2 separate regions of the Homo sapiens genome follow, and region 2 is linked to region 1. Evidence: chromatin contacts called from ENCODE Hi-C or POLR2A ChIA-PET data. All regions are on one chromosome and are shown on one strand. The core of a region is the stretch at or near the end of the contact, and the rest is flanking DNA. Distances in the headings are between cores, read along the strand shown. Region 1 holds the start of TRMT2B (tRNA methyltransferase 2B). Region 2 holds the start of HNRNPH2 (heterogeneous nuclear ribonucleoprotein H2).

Region 1 (5,876 bases), core at 2,996-5,495:
AGGCTGGTCTCAAACTCCTGGACTCAACCAATCCTCCTGTCTCGGCCTCCCAAAGTGCTGGAATTATAGGCATGAGCCACCATGCCCAGCCATAAGCACCTATTTTAAGTACTTGGGACACTTGAATGGACTTGGCCTGACATTCTGTTAACCTGCTGTGAAATTTGTATTTTGCCCTTAAGCTCTACCTTGGATTTCATCCCAATGTTAAGTCATAGCCTAATTCAGAATTTTACATTTATACACATACACACACACACACACACACACACACACACACACACACAGAGAAAATTATTGCTAAATTAACATTCCATGATCAATAAGCAACATGGAGGATGACGACATAGGTGCTGCAATATTTAGCCCATACACCATTTTGTATGATTACAAAGTACTAAAGAAAGTGACTGTCATAGCATGTGACATTTGGGGGATTTCAAATTTTTTACAGAATATACACTTAAGCTGGCCCAGAGTTCAGGTGTTAATGATAGCACTCTCCACTCAACACCCACCCCCATCAAGAAGCAACAAGACAGTACAGTTAAGAACACAGGCTTTGAAGCCATGTTCTTTGTTACCAAAAAAAAAAAAACAGTCTTACTTTGTCGCCCAGGCTGGAGTGCAGTGGCACATTCTTGGCTCACCGCAACCTCCGCTGCCTGTGTCAAGCCATTCTCCTGCCTCAGCCTCCCGCGTAGCTGGGATTACAGGCACCCCCCATTGCACCCAACTAATTTTTGTATTTTTAGTAGAGACGGGGGTCTCATCATGTTGGCCACCCTGGTCTCGAACTCCTGACCTCAAGTGATCCACCTGCCTCAGCATCCCAAAGTGTTGGCATTACAGGCATGAGCCACCACATTCGGCTGGAGCCATGTTCTAATCCCAGCTCTACTTCTCACTAGCTATGCGGTTTTAGGTAAGATATTAATACTTAAGTGCTATGAATCTCAGTGTCACCATCTATACAAATAGGACTGAGAACACCTATCTTTCACAGTTTTGGTGAGAATTAAAAGCATTCAAATATATGACATGTTCAGGACTGTGCTTAAGACAGCCAGTGCTCAACATGTGTCACTGCTCTTTCTTAGGCTCTGATTCAAAGCATATCACTTGGTTTCTTCATGCCTCAACATCTCCAACCTGCAAAACTGACAAGATGTAACAATGCATGCAAGTGCTGTGAGGATGAGTACAGTTTGTGGGAAATTTAAAAAACAACATACACACACATAGACACATAAATTTTCTGACCCTCTACATGAGTGCCTGCTGGAGTGTAGTGAGGTTATGGCCTGTGCTGGACTACCTGTTAATACTCTCAAAAGTGTGTGGCAGCCGGGTGCAGTGGCTTACAACTGTAACTCCCAGCACTTTGGGAGACCAAGGCAGGAGGATTGCTTAAGGCCAAGAGTTTGAGACCAGTCTGGGCAACATAGCGAGATCCGGTCTCTACAAAAAGTTTTAAAAATTAGCCAGGTGTGGTGGCACACACCTGTAGTCCTAGCTACTTAGGAGGCTGAGACAGAAGGATCACAAGTCCAGCAGTTGAAGGCTGCAGTGAGCTATGATTGTGCCATTGCATTCCAGCCCGGGAGGGAGACCCTGTCTCCAAAAAAAAAAAAAAAAAAAAAAAAAGCCAGGCGGGGTGGCTCAGGCCTGTAATCTCAGCACTTTGGGAGGCCAAGGAGGGTGGATCACTTGAGGTTAGGAGTTCGAGACCAGCCTGGCCAACACGGTGAAACCCTGTCTACCAAAAATATACAAAATTAGCTGGGTGTGGTGGCGCACGCCTATAATCCCAGCTACTCAGCAGGCTGAGGCAGGAGAATTGCTTGAACCCGGGCAGAGGTTAAAGTGAACCGAGATCATACCACTGCACTCCAGCCTGGGCAAGAGACTCCTTCTCAAAAAAAAAAAAAAAAGTGTGTGGCCTGTGAGAATGTACGTATTCGATATGGAGGATGGCAAAAGCCAGAGAAAGGAAATGAATGAAGAGGCAAGAGACATAAAGAATGACATGGTGGGTCTGAGAAGGCCAGTGGCCTTGAAGCCCAGACTACAGGGGAAGGGAGTAGAGCTGATCCAGGAGAGGGGTCCTGTCCCTCCAGTCAGCAGGAAAGTCAGGAGGAAGGAAACTGCAGGCCCATTTGAGGATTTGCAGAGGAGGGACAAGGAAGCTGGGGAATTTGAAGATAGCTATTCCCACCCCAACGACATTTAGACTTTTTTGTGAGTGTGTGGGTCCTCTCACTGGTGACTCTGCCATGACTGTAGTTCATTTGCCCTATACCCCAGCAGGAGGGTCCTTGTCCATCTAGGTCTCTTCCAAATTATCAAGTATGGTTTAAAACAGGACCTTATTATTTCAAGGTGCCAACCAGCCATCATTCTAGGTAAAGAGCCTGTCATATTTAGTAACTTCTGTGGTGAAATTTCTTTTTCAAGGCAGCACACTCATACTAGTCAAGGTGAGTTCTGTTTCTTTCTTAATGTCAGGGGAGACATTTGTTCACAGAAGAGACTATTTTCTTTTTATATTTTGTCCTGTTTTAAATAAGTGCTTGGGGCCAGGTGCGGTGGCTCACGCCTGCAATCCCAGCACTTTGGGAGGCCGAGGCTGACAGGTCACCTGAGCTCAGGAGTTTGAGACCAACCTGACCAACATGGAGAAACCCTGTCTATACTAAAAGTACAAAATTAGCCGGGTGTGGTGGCGCACGCCTGTAATCCCAGCTACTCGGGAGGCTGAGGCAGGAGAATCGCTTGAACCTGGGAGGCAGAGGTTGCGGTGAGGCGAGATCACACCATTGCACTCCAGCCTGGGCAACAAGAGTGAAACTCTGTCTCAAAAATAAAAATAAAAAATAAAAAATAAATGCTTGGGGGCCAGGCTCGGTGGCTCTCGCTTGTAATCCCAGCACTTTGGGAGGCCGAGGCAGCCGGATCACAAGGTCAGGAGTTCGAGAGCAGCCTGACCAACAGAGTGAAACCCAGTCTCTACTAAAAATACAAAAATTAGCTGGGCGTGGTGGCAGGCGCCTGTAATCCTAGCTACTCCAGAGGCTGAGGCAGGAGAATCACTTGAACCCGGGAGGCGGAGGTTGCAGTGAGCCGAGATCGCACCACTGCACTCCAGCCTGGGTGACAAAGCTAGACTCCGTCTCAAACAAATAAAAAATAAAAATGCTTGGGAGTTTTTTCCTCAGCAAAAAAAAAAAAAAGCGTGTGAGCAGTCGTGCTCGACTGTTCTATACCTGCCTCAGGAATTGATCAGGAAGAGTCCTGGAGTCCAGAGTAGCCCAAATAGGAAGGCAGGCTAACTCTCCTGTGCTCAGAGAGGTTCAAATCAAAGAGACTATGTGGTAGGTCTCACCTGCGCAGGGCCAAGGATCCCTTTTGGAGCAAAATGTTCACCCACCGACAAGGGTCCTGCTTGCACTCTCTGCTCACCCTTCCTTCAGCTGGACCGGCTCCAGACACTATTCCTTGCTAAACCAAACAAGCAAATGGGTTGACTGCTGTGTCGTGTCCCGAATGCAGCCCACAGGCAGTCAGGTCCTTGTCTCCCCAACAAGACTCCACTAGCCCTTCCATTCCCTTCTTCTTTAGGCAAGTTCTGCCCACTGTGTCTGTAGGAAGGGTTAACAAAGAGGAGACACTAGGAAAGGCTACCACTAAACTTGGCCGGTCTGCAGGGCCCGGGAAGGACAGAAAGTAAGGGAGTGGGAGGAGTTAGGGCACAGGCCCACGCTGGGCCGTACACGACCTTGCGCAGTCACCGTCGGGTCCCGTCTCCAGCCCCGCCTGCCTCCTCCATTCCCCGCCCCGCGGACAGTTTGGCATAGTAGGGAGTTTTCTGTAAAGCAAGGGTTAAATCAGGTTTTCCGGGCTATTTATCCACCTTACCTTCCTTCGTAACCAATAAATCCTCTTACAAACCTGAGGCGGCAAACTAAAAGGCCAGCGGATGGCCTGGTTTGCTGCGGCGGGGAAACAGTCACTTCCTGGTGCGCAAGGCGCCTCTACTCCCGCCGCACGCGCAGCCAACCCTTGGCAAGCGCGGCGGGACACGGGGCTCCTCCCAGCGTCGGCGAGGCAGCAGGCTCCGGCACCTCGACTCCTCTCGGGGAGTACCCCTCCCTACTTTGCTGGGGGAACCTTCTATGGAGACCTTCCTTAAAAGCACTCATAGCCCTGACACCCGCCGCCTTCCTTCTCTAAGTTCTCCTCTCCTCCCCTCCCCGGGGCCCCGCCCACCACCTGCTCTTTCCTCACCGTCCCATTGGTGGATCTACATAAGAGACTCACGAAGACGTTCACACTGCAGTGTTAACTGCGTTAGCCATCCCAGGGGTGCTTGCAGTTTAAGTCTTCCAACTCAAGGAATAGTTTTCTCATGATAGAATTGCAGACATCAGATCCCTAACGGGTTGGAAGATTGGGAGATGAGAAACAGGGTGGTTCCGTGAAATGGCATCCTTTGGTAAAAGCCAGATCTATTCTGGGCCGTGGGGTTTCTCAAGCATTCATTCTCTTTTAACACTGCATCAGAAAAATACTTTATAGTTTCTTCACTGGATCCCACTCAAGACTATTAAATCCTAAACCCTCAGAAATAATCTTTTTCTTCAACTACAGAACTCAAAAAGAGGACAGATGTCTCTTTTTGGTTGATTCACTACCTCCTGGACTACATTCAGTAATACCTCTAATTTTTAGAGGAGTCATTAGCCCAGCCACGAGTAAGAAAACTTGAAGTATACACACATCTGTGTGCTGTAAAATATTGTTGCTTTAATAGAGTAAAATTTACAGCAAAGTGAACCTACCGAGGTGGGTGCAGTGGCTCACGCCTGTAATCCCAGCAGTTTGGGAGGCCGAGGCGGAAGGATCACCTGAGGTCAGGGGTTCGAGACCAGCCTGACCAACATGGTGAAACCCCATCTCTACTAAAAATACAAAAATTAGCTAGGCGTGGTGGCGCACGCCTGTAATCCCAGCTGCTCAGGAGGCTGAGGCAGGAGAGTCACTCGAACCCAGGTGGTGGAGGTTGCAGTGAGCTGAGATCATGCCATTGCATTCCAGCCTGGGCAAAAAGAGTGAAACTCCGTTTCAAAAAAAAAAAATAGTGAACGTACATTTAATGATATTTAATTTTTATGCTTAATAGTAATTGTGCTCAAGTGGAAAACACTTTGTAGTCAACATTTCATGTATTAATATTTATTCAAAGCATAACATGCCTATTATGTGCAAGGCAATGTGTTAGCCTTAGTGAGTACAGTAGTAAATTAAACAAGGCCCAATACTTCAAATAGCAGCAAACATTGAGTCAGTCAGAATAGGATTCAAAGCCCAGATCTGCCACTTATTTTCTATTTTTCTGTTTTTTGAGACAGAGTTTTGCTCTTGTTGCCCAGGCTAGAGTGCAATGGTGTGATCTCGGCTCACCGCAACCTCCGCCTCCCAGGTTCAAGCGATTCTCCTGCCTCAGCCTCCCGAGTAGCTGGGATTACAGGAGTGCACCATCACGCCCAGCTAATTTTTGTATTTTTAGTAGAGATGGAGTTTCACCACGTCGGTCAGGCTGGTCTCGATCTCCTGACCTCAGGTGATCCGCCTGCCTCGGCCTCCCAAAGTGCTGGGATTACAGGCATAAGCCACCACCCCCAGCAGATCTGCCACTGATAAGCTGTGTCCACTGAGCAAGTTATTTAATTACTCAGTGCTTCAGTTTCATCATCTGAAAAAAAATGTCCACAATAATTTTACCTACCTCATACGGTTGTGACAACGATTAAATGAGTTAATACACACAAAGTGCTTAGAATACAGTAAGTACACAAAGTTAGCTATTATCATTC
Region 2 (6,543 bases), core at 2,598-5,097, 360 kb after region 1:
ATTTAAGATACGTGCAAGGCCCATATGTTAAAACTATGATGCTCCTAAATGATTTGAATAAATGGAGAAATATTATTTTGCTCTTGGATAAGCATACTCAATATTAAAAATAAGTTAATTTTCCCTGCAATCCTTTGTATATTTAACAAAATCCTTAACAAAGCCCAAGAGTACTTAGGTTTCCTTTTTATCTTTTTTTTTTTTTTTTTTTTTGAGATGGAGTCTCCCTCTGTCACCCAGGCTGGAGTGCAGTGGCGCCATCTTGGCTCACTGCAACCTCTGCCTCCCCGGTTCAAGCGATTCTTCTACCTCAGCCTCCCGAGTAGCTGAGATTACAGGCATGTGCCATCGCATCCGGCTAATTTTTGTATCTTTAGTAGAGACAGGGTTTTGCATTTTGGCTAGGCTAGTCTTGAACTCCTGGCCTCAAGTGATCCACCTGCCTCAGACTCCCAAAATGCTGGGATTACAGGCGTGGGCCACCTGCCCAGCTTCCAAAAGGGCTTTTTAAGGAACTTGGCACAACATTACAAAAAGTTCACCTAAAAGATTACATACATGTACATTCATTAAAAGATGAAGGCTGGGCGTGGTGGCTCACGCCTGTAATAACAGCATTTTGGGAGGCCGAGGCAGGCAGATCACCTGAGGCTGGGAGTTTGAGACCAGCCTGACCAACATGGAGAAACCCCATCTCTACTAAAAATACAAAATAGCTAGGCGTGGTGGCGCATGCCTGTAATTCCAGCTACTCGCGAGGATGAGGCAGGAGAATTGCTTGAACCTGGGAGGCGGAGGTTGCGGTGAACCGAGATCGTGACATTGTACTCCAGCCTGGGCAACAAGAGCGAAACTCCAGCTCAAAAAAAAAAAAAAAAAGAAAAAAAAGATAAAGGAAGCTAGTGTGGAACTATTAGCATTAGAATAAGAATACACAGATTAATGGAATTAAACAAAGTTTCGAAAGAGGTCCTTCCAGCCATCTGATACCATGGGACTTATTATTTATTAAATGTGGCATTTCTGATAGAAGAACAAAGTTCAGATGGACTAAAGATTTAAATATTTTAAAAATCCACAAAAATACTAGTAAGAAACGTATATACTGTATTATCTTCAGGTAGGAAAGGACTTTCTCAGCATGACCCCAAAGTCAGAAATCAGAAAGGAAAAACTGATGTGTTTGATTACATAAATATCAAAACCAACACATAGGAAGAACCACTGTATTTGCAAGGTATGATAGACTAAAAAAGAAAAAAGAGGCCGGGTGCGGTGGCTCACACCTGTAATCCCAGCACTCTGGGAGGCCAAGGCGGGCAGATCACTTGAGGCCAGGAGTTCGAGACCAGCTTGGGCAACATGGTGAAACCCGTCTCTACTGAAAATACAAAAATTAGCTGGCCGTGGTGGTGTGCCTGTAATCCCAGCTACTCAGGAGACTACGACAGGAGAACTGCTTAAACCCGGGAGGTGGAGTTTGCACTGAGCAGAGATCGCGCCACTGCACTCCAACCTGGGTGACAGAGTGAGACCCCCTCTCAAAAAAAAAAGTAAGGCTGGGCACGGTGGCTCACACCAGCACTTTGGGAGGCTGAGGCGGGCGAATCACGAGGTCAGGAGATTGAGACCACCCTGGCTAACATGGTGAAACCCCGTCTGTACTAAAAAAAAAAAAAAAAAAAAAAAGAGCCAGGCGTGGTGGCAGGCGCCTGTAGTCCCAGCTACTCGGGAGGCTGAGGCAGAAGAATGGCGTGAACCCAGGAGGCGGAGCTTGCAGTGAGCCGAGATCGTGCCACTGCACTCCAGCCTGGGCGACAGAGCGAGACCCCGTCTCAAAAAAAAAAAAAAAAAAAAAGTGTAATTTACCCAATGTCACAGGGCTAAGTAACAATGAGGCAGAATTTGAGCCCAGACTGGGTGCCAGGGTCTTGCCATTAGCCAAACATGACATAAACATGATCCATTTTTTATGGAAAATAATGAAATAAAGAAATCTATGTTTTCATTTATATAGAAAACAATTGTAAGGTTGTATATTAACATTTAAACCATGATTATTTCTGGGTGGTGGAACGGTGGGGGGAAATCTTTATTTTCATTTTGCTCTTCTTTATCTACATTTTTTGCAATGATCATGCATTAGTTTTATAATCAGATGCAAATACCAATAAAAAAAAATCCGTGATGGGCAAAATTGCCACACATACTGTACCACAGGGTCACATGAAACTTACAAGGCCAATTTCTTCTGTGATGTCTGACCAACATCCTGACTTTATCTATAAAGATATTCATAGGAATAACTTATGGACACAGAAATGTACTGTGACTGCCACCTTTTACCAACATCTATCAGTGATTCCTAACCTTTTTTAAATCACAGAGCCCTTTGAGAATTTGAAGAAAGGTAAATATCCTCTCTCCAGAAAAATACACATATTCATTCAGATTTGTAGATTTACATTCATTTTCCCATTGAACATTTGCTCTGTAAGCGCAGTTGAATGGTCAAGCGCTGTGCTATGTACTTTAAATAGGTTATCTCCTTGAAAACTCACCTGTGTGAGATAAGAACTATTTTTCAGATTTTTTTTGTCAGCTCCCTGAAATTAAAAGGTTGTAATCCCAATTTACAGATAAGGATTGTGAGGGTCAGATATGTTCAATACCTATCTAATCCAGCCTCAACCCTCACGCAAAGGTGTAAATGTATAAAGTTCCTCCATGTCAACCTTCCAGCCTGATGCCACGCTCATGGGCGAGGTGGGAGAGATCTCAGCGACCTTATGGTCTCTCTAACTCCCTCGAGATACTGCCGAGAAATCCACGACCCCAAAAGGAGAAAAAATGGCACGAATCTTAGTTCCCCATTCCTCCTACCCACCCTAGATGTTCTAACGGTTAGCACCCGGCAGAGGAAGAGCAGAAGTTCACAAGAAGGGTCTGAATAGAACCGGGCAGGGCTACTTTGGGCACACTGCCTATGGGGTGGCCCTGCTCTGCAAGGAGCAGTGAAAAAAGAGAACCGGGCAGGGAGAGAGAGAAAGAGAGAGGAAAGAAGAGAAAGAGAAAGAGAAGGAGAACGAGAGAGAGAGAGAGAGAGAAAGAAACAGGGGCCGCTGGCCGGACTCCCATCCCAGGAAAGGTCACACAGAGAAAGTTTAGGGCTAGTCCTGATTCGGGACAGTTTGCTGGGGATAAAAAAGCAGCAGCAGAGTCGGGTGGGGGAGCTCTCCCTCGGGCTCAACTGTTCCCGTTGAGACTCTCCAGTTCCCCAAACACACCCAAACACATGGAAAAGCAAAGGGAAGGGAGTACCCAATATCTGATACCTGATGCAGGAATCTGGCTCTTCCTGGCAGTCAAGGTTGCACATGAAGCGCTCCCAGTGCAGCCAGCCCATGGTAGGCGTCCTTGCCAATCCATTGTCCAGTGCTCTAGCCCCAGGGATGTCCCAGGAAACGAGGGCCAGGAAGCGAAGCGCAAGCGCGCAGCCCAGATGTAGTTCTGGGTTCCTCAGCTGCATTGTCACGGTGACCGGACAGCATAAATTTCCGCGGGTAACCTGGGCTTTTAAGATTAACCTCAGGGGCGGACCAATCACCGATGACTTATTAAATAATGACGTTATTGTTTCTCTGGCAACTGGGACGGTTATCCCCAGAGGTAGACCAATAATCAGTCACGTAAGACGTTCCGCTAACCAATCACCCTCTTCCTTTCTTGATATTGACCCGCCCTATTTCCATACCAGAAGGAAGTGCGGCACCTTAGTGATCCCGAGTTTAAGCCGAGAGTTGCTCACGTGACCGAGATCTCACATGACGTAGGCGCTCACGTGATTACTCGCTTACGTGAGCAGAAGTAGTTCTGGTCGTCGTCTACCGTCTCGCTATAGCCGTTTGAGGGAAGAAGGAGGAAAATTACCCGGTATCGTTAGAGGTTGGTGTGTGGGTGGGAACTGGGGACCCAGGGGTGGTGATGATGAAGACCAGAGCGGGGTTCGGGGGCCGCCTCCGCCTCTTTCGTTCTCTGCTTTCCCCTCCCCCCTCGCGCTCTCTCCCTCCTCCCCCCCATCTCAGTGCCGGGAAGCCGCCTGTGCTGCGCCTGGTGGGGAAATGGTGGACGCTCATGACTGTGTATGTGTTTTTGTATATCTGTCTGTCTGGGCCGGTCTCGGGGGACCCCTAAGGGTGACCGTAAGGCGAAAAACGTTTGAAAACCACGGCCCTGAGTTAAGAAAAACAGATACTGAAAATAGTGGTCTGAGTGCTGGTCTATCCATTCAGGCACTCAGTCTCCACTGCCTGATTGTCTGTAAGGGGAGGCCCCAAGTGAATTTTATCTGTAGAGTCACATCTAGGCAAATGCGTGCTTGACAAAGGCGCCCAATAAATTACTTTACTGAATAGAGTATTTGAATAATGTTTATTTTTCTGCTGATAACAACAATCTACATATTCAATTTCGAACATTTGAAAAATAACAATATAGTATAAAATTTAAAAATACACATAATTCACCACCCGGAGACGACTGCTCAACCTGATGTCGTTACAGTTTTTTAAAAAATGTGTATAACACACATATAAATACACAAATTCTTAACTCACAAAGAGTCCTGGTTCCCACTTTAGCCAGCAGTCCTGATGGCCTTCCCAGGAGACGCAGTAATGAAGTAGAACCTCTCTGCCCCTACAGAAGGGCTCTTAAGGAATAGAGCGGTGCAGGGAATTAAATGGGACGGGTTATCCCAGGGATAAGGCAAGCAAAAAAAAAAAAAAAAATCCTGCAAAATGAAATAAAAAAACAGCTTGTAAATCTGTCACTGAGACCTTAGGATGGTTAATAGGAAAACTGTTATCACTGCAGATGCAGTGTGCTAGGCACATAATCGGCAATCAGTAAATGTTTGTTAAATCGTTTCCTCAGTGTAGTTTTATGGCCGTTATTACACTTTGTACTTTGTTTCCAAGAGGCCCAGTGCTCCCAGACCATTTCAGATAAACCATCCACATACAAAATTAGAAAATTTTATAAAATTTCCTATACCAAATCCCAGAAATGCAAACATTTTAATTTGTTTTATGTTACTTTTTTTGCTGAAGTAAAAGTAATTATTTCTGTAGAAATTTAAGGCTGCATAAAAAAATTGGAAAAATAACATGGAAAATCCATAAACCTCCCACTCAGAGTAACCACTAATATGTTCTTTCTAACTTAAAAAGAAAAAATCCCAGTACAGCAAATGTAAAGAATTAAAACTGTATAGAAGTATATAGGGTAAAAAGCGAAAAGCCCACTTCACCCCCCCACCCTTCAGTTCTCTCAAAAACAAGTTTGCTTCCAGATCTTTTATTTATTTACATACGTATATACATGCATGCCAATCTTTTACTATAAGTAGGATCATACTATGTATATTCTTTTATTTAATGTATTTTGGAGATCTTTCTGGGTCAAGGCAGATAGATTTTTTTTAAATGGCTGCATTGCATTCCAGTTTAAGGATAAAGTATAATTCATTCAGCCATTCCTCTAATGATGGCTATTTAGGTTTCCAATTTTCTGCCATTACTAACAGTGCTGCAAGGAACATTTGTAAGTATTTCTGTTGACTAGATTCCTGGAAGGATTCTAGCAGTGTCAAAGGGTATGGGAACATGTATTTTGTACACAGTTGATATTGTAAAGCAGTTGTGCTCTTGGGTCACTTACAATTATAGCATAAGTAATTTCTCATGTTATTAAATATTTTTGTAACTTTTAAAATTAAATGCATAATATTCGTTTTCTTAATAAAGTACTTTTCAAAGAATATATAGCTCCATAAATCTGTCTGAATTTCAGATCATCTCCTTAGGGCACATAACTGAAATGTATTTGCTGTCAAAAGGCGTGATACATATTATCAAATTGCTTTCAGGATATAGTGGGGTTTATCAAAAAGGAAATAGTTTATATCAATTATCACTCTTCTGGTAGTGTATTAGTTTGTGAACTGCATAGCACTGATTTACTGTTGCTGTTTAATTTCCATTATCTTGATGGGTGAAAAATAACGATTAGTTCTGATTTTAACTTGCTGGAAGATTGATTAAATTTGAACATTTCCCAGATTCCTCTCCTGTATCCTCCTATACCTGTATTCTCTCATACTTAATCTGTTATCAAGTCCCGCAGATTCCACTTTTTTTGGTATGTGTAGATACATCTTTTCTCCATTTTACTCCTGTTGCCTTAGGCGATTCCTTTAACATATATTTATGAGACAAGTTCTAACTAATCTCCCTAGTTCCACGTCGACCCCCTTCTGTTTGAGTGCCACGCTGTTGCCAGGGTGATCTGTCTGAAAGAGTTTTGGTGAAGTCACCCTACATACTCCCCGGTTTAAAAGTCTTAAAAGGCGCTTAGTGTTTGTATATCAAAGTCTTTGGGATCTGATCTATGCCTTGCCAGTCTTTTCACTTGCTTTTCCCTCTCCTATTTGTGCTTCATCATAATTAAGAAAAAAAAATGTTTATGGATCCCTGGGCAGAT

What was found. A loop is a pair of places that touch in the nucleus more often than their neighbours do. ChIA-PET counts read pairs that join two places held with the same protein, here RNA polymerase II (POLR2A). Pooled maps may share reads with other maps.
Region 2: a loop to region 1 is called in a map of CD8-positive, alpha-beta T cell, with 30 times the contacts of the local background. The contact joins the promoter of HNRNPH2 here to the promoter of TRMT2B in region 1. A Hi-C loop is called at or near these places in 6 of 168 maps with a recorded cell type or tissue (B cell, CD4-positive, alpha-beta T cell, CD8-positive, alpha-beta T cell and 1 more), 4 of 37 single-sample maps with no recorded cell type and 18 of 50 pooled maps. POLR2A ChIA-PET finds 5 or more read pairs at or near these places in 5 of 52 experiments (CD8-positive, alpha-beta memory T cell, Caco-2, Panc1 and 2 more).

Annotation. Positions count from the first base shown.
Region 1 is chrX:101,047,866-101,053,741 of GRCh38, forward strand. TRMT2B (tRNA methyltransferase 2B) reads right to left here and starts at 4,246. Exons shown (of 14, transcript NM_024917.6): 1 at 3,952-4,246; 2 at 3,386-3,868.
Region 2 is chrX:101,404,375-101,410,917 of GRCh38, forward strand. It overlaps HNRNPH2 (heterogeneous nuclear ribonucleoprotein H2), which reads left to right and starts at 3,848. Exons shown (of 2, transcript NM_019597.5): 1 at 3,848-3,945. All of the region lies in intron 3 of RPL36A-HNRNPH2 (RPL36A-HNRNPH2 readthrough), which reads left to right. It overlaps GLA (galactosidase alpha), which reads right to left and starts at 3,551. Exons shown (of 7, transcript NM_000169.3): 1 at 3,336-3,551. The coding sequence starts at 3,529.